2 separate regions of the Homo sapiens genome follow, and region 2 is linked to region 1. The links are chromatin contacts, found by Hi-C or POLR2A ChIA-PET in ENCODE. All regions are on one chromosome and are shown on one strand. The core of a region is the stretch at or near the end of the contact, and the rest is flanking DNA. Distances in the headings are between cores, read along the strand shown.

Region 1 (3,683 bases), core at 880-3,379:
CTCTGGAAGAAGGAGCCCCCTCCCCAGCCTCTGCCCAAGGCCCCCTACGGCTCAATGCCCAGGACAGAGGCTCGAAGCCCTTGCTCTTGACCCTTCAGGAGGCCAGACCCTCCAGCTCTGCACCTTGTTCCCAACACATCGGTCACAATAAATTTTTTTTTTGTTTTTTTTTGAGACGGGGTCTCGCTCTGTCGCCCAGGCTGGAGTGCAATGGCGCGATCTCGGCTCACTGCAAGCTCCGCCTCCCTGGTTCACACCATTCTCCTGCCTCAGACTCCCTAGCAGCTGGGACTACAGGCGCCCGCCACCACGCCAGGCTAATTTTTTGTATTTTTAGTAGAGACGGGGTTTCACCGTGTTAGCCACGATGGTCTTGATCTCTTGACCTCGTGATCCGCCCGCCTCGGCCTCCCAAAGTGCTGGGATTACAGGCGTGAGCCACCATGCCCGACCTCTTTTTTTTTTTTTTTTAAAGACAGAGTCTCCCTGTTACCCAGGCTGGAGTGCAGTGGCATGATATCAGCTCACTGCAACCTTCACCTCCCAGGTTCAAGCGATTCTCTTGCCTCAGCTTCCTGAGTGGCTGGGATTACAGGCGTGCGCCAACACGCCCAGCTAATTTTTGTATTTTTAGTAGAGATGGGGTTTCACCATGTTGGCCAGGCTGGTCTTGAACTCCTGACCTCAGGTGATCCACCCGCCTCAGCCTCCCAAAGTGCTGGGATTACAGGTGTGAGCCACCACGCCCGGCCTCACTATAAATCTTTAACCCAGAACCAAATGGGGGTCTCAACAAAGGAAGAAATTTTCTATGAAGCAAGAAAGGATGTCATGCTTTTCTCCCGGAAAAACACACCTCAATCCATTTCCCAAATGCGCTCTCCAAACCACGTTTGCCCACCCTCAACACACGGCCCTCCTAAGACAGCACTGGAAACCGAATGCGGGTCAGAGTCGGCTAAAAACGACTTTCTCACTATTTCCTGCGCTGAATCGGGTGGCCAGGGCCCCCTCACTGTGACCTTGGAACCTCGACTTCCCACAGGGCTGTTTCCTCGCCTGTAAAGGAGGAGGGGCGTTCAGAGACCACCTCATTCTGGGTGCTGAATCCAGGCAGAATCAGAGGGAGATTCCGCCTTCCCTTCCACGCAGGGCCCCTCGAGGGAGCCTGCGAGGTCTTAAGAGTCTGGGAGAACACCCGGGGGCAGGTGCACGCCCTAGGCAAGACGCCAGGGCTAAATCCCGTGAAGAACGGTAATCCCTTCCCGATCCGGAGGGCTGACCCACTCAGAGCCTCCATGTGCTCTTGGAGGACAAAAGCCCCTTTTCCAGAAGGGAGCGCCAAGATGATCGCTCCAGGCCGCACGGGCCCTTGCGGGGGCCCCAGAGAGTCTCAGGGGAGGGTCTCTGACCCTAACACTCGCAGGCAGGGTGGACCCGTCTCCAGATTCCACGCCCAGGCCGCTTTCCCCAGGTCCTGCGGAGTCCAGCCCCAGCAGGACGGGTTGGGCAGGCACCAACCAGCCCCTGACCCCTGGCTCCAGGCCAAAGGGGACGCTCACCCAGGCTTTGGGTCTCCCTTCTCCTGGCCGATGGGACCGGCGGGCGGGCCACCTCCAACCGCCTTCGCAGACGCCCTCACCCAGGAAGCAGGTCACCCCCAACCCCAGGTGACCGAAAAGCAAGACGCCCACCTCCCCTGACCAAGACCGGCCTGGCCAGGACCCCCTGGCTCCCGCCTCCAAGCAGGGAGCTTCACGCCCACACACAGAGGCCGGGCTCGAGGCCGGAGCGCCCGGGGGAGCCCGGCAGGCCGCGCCGGGAGGAACCTCTAGTCCCCCCTCAAACCCTGGGACTTCACCCCCAAGCTCCATGCTGGCGCGGGAAGCCCCCGGGGCCGGCCTTTCGCACCCCAGGCCGCCCCGCGCCGAGGCCCCAGGCTCCCGTCGGCTTCGGGTCGGCACCGCGGCCTCCATTCCCGGCCCCTGCAGGACCGCACCCCCGCCCCCTACCCGCTCCTCACCAGCCCCGGAGGCTCCGTGGGTGCCCAGCAGCGCGAATCCCAGCAGCACGAACAGCGCAGCCGCCATGATTCCTATTCCTCGCCGGTCCTACAACCTCCAACCGCTGCCGCCGCCGCCCGCGGCCGCTATAAAAAGCGGCGGAGGCGCGGACCGGGCGCGCGCACGCACGGCGTCATCTCGGGGGCGGGGCGAGCGCCGGGGACGCCGGTCGCCCCGCCTGCGCACGCGCGCACACGCTCGCATGTACGCGCCGGCTCCGGCAGGCTCACGCTACGGAATCCGGGCGGCGGCGCACGTGACCCGGCGTTGCTAGGAAACGGGAGTGGGGCCTGCGGGGACGCGGCTGGAGCCTGCGCATTTCTTCCTTCCTGCTTTCAAAGTTGCAATGAGCGCAGAGCGGTGCGCCCGAGGGGGTTGAAGCGTTGAAAGTGTGTTACCCAGATTTTATCTGAGTTAAACACGGGCCGGCCGCTGTGGCTCACGTCTGTACTCCCAGAGCCTTGGGAGGTCGAGGCGGGAAGATCGCTTGAGCCCGGGAGCTCGAGACCAGACGCGGCAACATGGCGAGACGCACATCTCTGCCTTTAAAAATGTACATATATATATATATATATGAACGTATTAATAAATTAGGTGGGAGGAAGTGACCTCCTCCGCCCAAATAAAAATACTTAAAGGGCACTTGAATCTGGATCTCAGAAAATGAATAATTTCTTAGTATAAACGTCCTGTGCACCATTTGGTTGGGACAAGTAAGTTCCTCTTCAGAAACTCAACTTCCAGGTCTAAAGTTGTCAATCAACCTTACCCCCTTCTTCTTTCCTCGCAGGTGGCGCGTTTACCCTATTTTAAAAAAGTTTTAAGTTTTAGCCAACCGGGATCAGCTTAGATTGTGGGCGTCCAACCCCAGCCAACAGGGAAAGGACAGAGGAACAGAAGCTCCCTTCCTTTGTCCCGTGTGCTCTGGAGATTGCATCCCACGCAGGCAGCCCCCTTCCGTACAAGTAAAGTGGTCTCGCTGAGAAATTTTCTAAGTGCTGGTTTCTCTTTGCGGGACCGACTCGCCGCCCCCAAATATCCCATTTGGATCCCATTCTGTTTCAGGAGAGGCTGGCGGTTACCTTTCTTGGGGAGACGCGTCCGACTGCTTCATTGTGGGGGCCTCAGGAGCGGAGGATCGGGTCCCGCCCGAGGTGACGCGTAAACCCAGACTCTCAGCAACGCGGGTAGGAAGGACCCTTGAAGTTCCGCGGCGACCACGGTGAGAAAAGTCGCTATTGGGGCGACACAGGTGGGGGCGTCTCTTGGAGGTTGAAAGTGTGTGTTGGAAGTTAAACTCGGAGTCGCAATGCAAGAGGACCGCAGACTAAGCCGAACGCGAAGGGCTAACTGGAAAGGGGCAGGAATGTGGCTACACTGGCGGGAAGAGCCCGTGGCGACGGGAGGGGGATGTGCAGAGTGGGTGGCAGGTGCCATCTCTGCAGATCAGGACCGGCGGGAAACTTGTTTACTGAGACTCAGACGGGGAGGCCCAGAGGGTGAGGAAGTCAGGTTGGCCTTGGAAGTAGGAAACGAAGAACGAGGGCGCTGAACGAGCCAAACCTTTGAAGAGGAACTTGTGAATGAATGAGACGCGCCATATCTTTTGTGTGTGTGTGT
Region 2 (4,011 bases), core at 1,189-3,688, 700 kb before region 1:
CCTCTTGGCCTGGGTCCCCACCTGCCTCTGCTCCTTGCCCAGCCAGTCTCATCTCAGCTCCCCCAGGGACCTGGGACCCGGGACGGAAGCTGGCCATCCCGCAACCACCCCTGTGCTTGGGCCGGCCTCCCCCTCACCTGCTATAGTAGTCTCTGGAGCCTCCGTAGCCCCCACTCCTGGACTCGAACCGGTTCCCCCCATAGCCTCGGTCCCCTCCTCCTGCACATACAGGAAAAAGTGAGTACCAGCTCCCACCAGCAGTACCTCACAGCATCCCCAAGGGACCCACTCATGGCACTCACCTCTAGAGAACCCACGGCCCCGTCCTCGGCCCCCACGGAAGAAGCCCCGGCCCCCGGCAGAGCCACCACGGTACCCACGGGATCGGTTGTCTGACGACTTGCCTGCCTGGTCTACTCGGATCTGCCGTCCATCTACAGACTGGAGACAGAGGGCGGGACGGGTTAGCAGGTGGGTGCCCCATCCTCGAGACGGGACTCCTGCTCAGCACCCTGATCCTCACCTTCCCATTCATGGCCATCATGGCATCCTTAGCGTCGTCAATGTTCTCAAAGGTGACAAACCCAAATCCCCGAGATCTCTGGGTCTCCCTGTCTTTCACAACCACCACTGTGCAGGGGAGAGAGGTCTGCAGTCAGCACCCAGCTGTACTTCCAGGTAGGAGGAGCACAAGCCCCCCCGCCCAGGGCCGCGGGCCCAGCAGCAGCCTCACCTTCAGAGATCTGTCCGTACTTTGAGAAGACCTGCTCCAGCGACTGCTCATTGGTGTCAAAACTCAGCCCTCCAACAAAAAGTTTGCCTTCATCTGATGCCATGGCGGCCTGTGGCAGACACCAATGAAATCCTCAACAGGGGTCATCTCTCACCACCTCTCCCCGCTTCCTATTTTATGTAAATGACATGTGTTTTTTAGGGGAAATATTAGAAAATCAGATTTTTATTTTTCATTATCTCAAACTCATACCTAGGACTTATTTTTTTGGGGTCGGGGGCAGTGTGTCTAACTGTCACCCAGACTGGAGTGCAGGGGTCACTGCAGCCTCCACCTCCTGGGCTCAAGCAATCCTCCTACCTCAGCCTCCCAAGAAACTGGGACTGTAGGTGTACACCACCACGCCTGGATAATTTTTTTAAATTTGTTTTAGTAGAGATGGGGTCTTGCTCTGTTGCCCAGGCTGGTCTGAAACTCCTGGGCTCAAGCAATCCTCCCACCTTGGCCACCCAAAGTTTTGGGATTACAGGTGTGAGCCACCGCACCCAGCCACCTAGGACTTCTTAATTCAAATAATTTACTCCATCCACCCCCAAGACTGAAGGCAGGCCGCACCCATTTCCACAATGGGTGTCTCCCTTCCCCCACAGCCTTCCAGTTGTGCCCTGGGCAGGACTGCACTCTCAGGTTCTCCTATTTCCGAACGGGTGCCAACTCCTACCCTAACCAACTGACATCTACTTGTTGCTGGACCAGAACGTGCTTCTGCTCACTGTAAAATGCCTCCTGAGACTGGGGGGGGGGCTGGCTGTCAGGGAGGCCGCCCCGTCCTGGGGGGCACCTCAGGGCAGGTACTGACTTCCATAGCCAGGACCTAGGCCGGGAATCGGGAAGGGATGGCCCCGGAAGTGATAAGGCAGGATTTCCAGGCAGGGGAAGTGGCATTTAGGAGAACTGGCTATTTAAGGGGGCGGTCAGTGCTGACACAGACAAAGCATTCACTGGCTGGGAATGGCCGCCACCCAGTGGCTCTGAGAACTAGACTTGGAAGTCTGGCACTGGGAGCTGTGCCAACTTGGACCAAACTTTGGGCGCAAAGCACGACGTGGCAGACGAGGAACCACACTAGAACGGGCCACGCCTACCCAAGATTTACGAGGCCGTCCTTTCCCTCATGCAATCGCAATGGGAAAAGGAGGAAACTAAGGCTCGGTAAGCAAAAGCGTTGGTGTGTGGATACCTCCAGCCCCAAGGCCGGGAAAGCGGCCCTGGAGACCGGGGGCGCCACGTGGCCCCGCCCCCGCCGCGTGCGCATGCGCCCCGCGCGCACCCTGCGCCACTCCATCCGGGAACTCGGCGCTCCCGCCATTTCGCTGGGCACAGCCTCGAGCTCGCGGCCGCCATTTTGCGGCGGCAACCGGGTCGCCGGCGGCCCGGACCGGCGGGGAGAGGCCCTCTGGCCGCTACTCGGCCCAATCTCCCGCTGTCCCTCGCCGCCGGCGGGGCGGACTCCACCCCGGGCCCGCCCCCTCCCAGGGGCGTGCCGCTGCGGCCCCGCCTCGCCTGGCCGCCGCAGGCCGCCCGCCGCCCCGAGCTCCTCGGAGCCGGTGCAGCCAGGGCCCTCACCACTGAGTCGGGCAGGTCCCTGACGCAAGCGGGAAGACAGCGCACCACAACGACCCGAGCCTCCTAACGCGCGAGTGAGGGGGGGGCGTCCCCGAGCCCGGCCTTATATACGCTTCCGCCGGGCCCCGCCCCCTACACATCCTGGGCCAATCAGAGGGCGCGCCTGCGTCTTATATTCATGAGCTGGGGGCCGAGTCTATCTCGGTTCCGCCCCCTCCCGCGGACTGGTGTCGGGCTCGACTATTGGCCGAGACGTTTGCAGTCCGCAGTCCTCCACCCGCGCTCGAGGGGGCGTGACCAGCGCGCGGCGGGGCGGGGCGGGGCTGACCCAGTTACGCGTGCCTGCTCCCTGGCCTGCGGCGGGGAACAAATGGGCCTCTAGCCCCGATTCCCAGGCCTCAGGCCTCATGGGGACTTCTGGGTGTCACTGGGACCCCGACTTTGCCTGTGCTCCAGCAGTCCCGACATAACAACCTAGCCCAGATCCCCTACCCAACCAAGACCCGGCTGTCAGACATCCCAACTTCATCTGAACCCCGACACCTGTCGTGATATTCTTGCCAATACAACCGACGTCCCAGTTTTCCCAGCACCCCAGCACTCCATTCCTGCCATCAACCCCATGCCCACCAAAACCCCAACAGAGACAACCCCATTCATGCGAACCCCAATATTCGCAATCCCAATTCTTCCTACATCGCCACACTTTGGTGCACCCCAACTTTACGCAACCCAGTTTGCCTACAAACTCCAACCCGCACCCAAGCCTAACTCCCACTGGAACCGCGATTATCACGGCTGGGTGCGTGGCCCACACCCCCACACTCGCCTGGCCGGATAGTGTTGTGCGTCCCTGCTGTCGGGTGCAGGCGGACACCCCGAGTCCCCACTGCACCCCAGCACTCCGCCCGGCCCTCGGCCTCCCCTCCCACCGTGCTGCACAGCAACGGCGCACTCGCTCCCCACGCGGGGCCAGGCCCACTCTGCTCCTCCACCCAGGCCTTTTCTCTCCTTCCACAGGCCTCCCCTACTGAGCCTGGTTGGCGGAGGGGAGTCTTAAAGCCGCCGCCATCTGGAGAACCAGCTTTACAAGGACCCTCACTCACTACTCTTCGGCGGCCCCAAAGCCTCTGGGGGGCCCTCTATGGCCACCACTTGCTCCTCGCCCAGGAGTCATCTCATGCCGCCGCCTCCCCCAGCCCTGGTGGAAGAAGCCAGCGCGGACCCCTGCCTCTCTGCCCCAGAAAGTCTTCGGAGGGATGACCCTCTGCTGACAAGCTGGGGGAAGTTGGCGTACAGAGACCCCCGCTTTGCTGCTCATCCCAGGGAAATCCCGGCCCCACTCCTGACCTCAGACTCACTTCCACCCTCAAGTGGATCGAGGTGGGGGTAGCCAGGGGCGCTGTCTCCAGTGACAAGGTCTCTGGGACCCCTCATGGGCTCAAGACCCCCTCCCCCAGGCAGCAGCTGTGTGATTCATCACCACCCCCTCTGCACCTCGGGCCCCCCCACTACAGCCGCCCCACTCCCCGTCAGCGGCAGCCGGCTGCTGCGTCAGCCACTCACGCAGGGTGGTTATTAAAGGAGAGAGACATCAGCACCGAGCTCCCCTGCGCCCGCCGTCCATGCGGGAGGGGCCACCCACCCACTGG

What was found. A loop is a pair of places that touch in the nucleus more often than their neighbours do. ChIA-PET counts read pairs that join two places held with the same protein, here RNA polymerase II (POLR2A). Pooled maps may share reads with other maps.
Region 2: a loop to region 1 is called in a map of sigmoid colon, with 3 times the contacts of the local background. The contact joins the promoter of CIRBP here to the promoter of BSG in region 1. A Hi-C loop is called at or near these places in 1 of 168 maps with a recorded cell type or tissue (sigmoid colon), 5 of 37 single-sample maps with no recorded cell type and 12 of 50 pooled maps. POLR2A ChIA-PET finds 5 or more read pairs at or near these places in 2 of 52 experiments (H1 and PC-9).

The regions. Positions count from the first base shown.
Region 1 is chr19:571,042-574,724 of GRCh38, reverse strand. BSG (basigin (Ok blood group)) reads right to left here and starts at 2,129. Exons shown (of 9, transcript NM_001728.4): 1 at 2,024-2,129. The coding sequence starts at 2,090. It overlaps BSG-AS1 (BSG antisense RNA 1), which reads left to right and starts at 2,477. Exons shown (of 3, transcript NR_184018.1): 1 at 2,477-2,616; 2 at 3,129-3,285. RefSeq lists silencers at 1,789-1,968, 2,139-2,358 and enhancers at 3,179-3,228, 3,309-3,683.
Region 2 is chr19:1,267,759-1,271,769 of GRCh38, reverse strand. It overlaps CIRBP (cold inducible RNA binding protein), which reads right to left and starts at 2,438. Exons shown (of 6, transcript NM_001300829.2): 1 at 2,360-2,438; 2 at 734-842; 3 at 524-630; 4 at 303-441; 5 at 138-219. The coding sequence starts at 836. CIRBP-AS1 (CIRBP antisense RNA 1) reads left to right here and starts at 1,510. Exons shown (of 2, transcript NR_027271.1): 1 at 1,510-1,945; 2 at 3,380-4,011. RefSeq lists silencers at 1,822-2,131, 2,182-2,341, 2,552-2,761.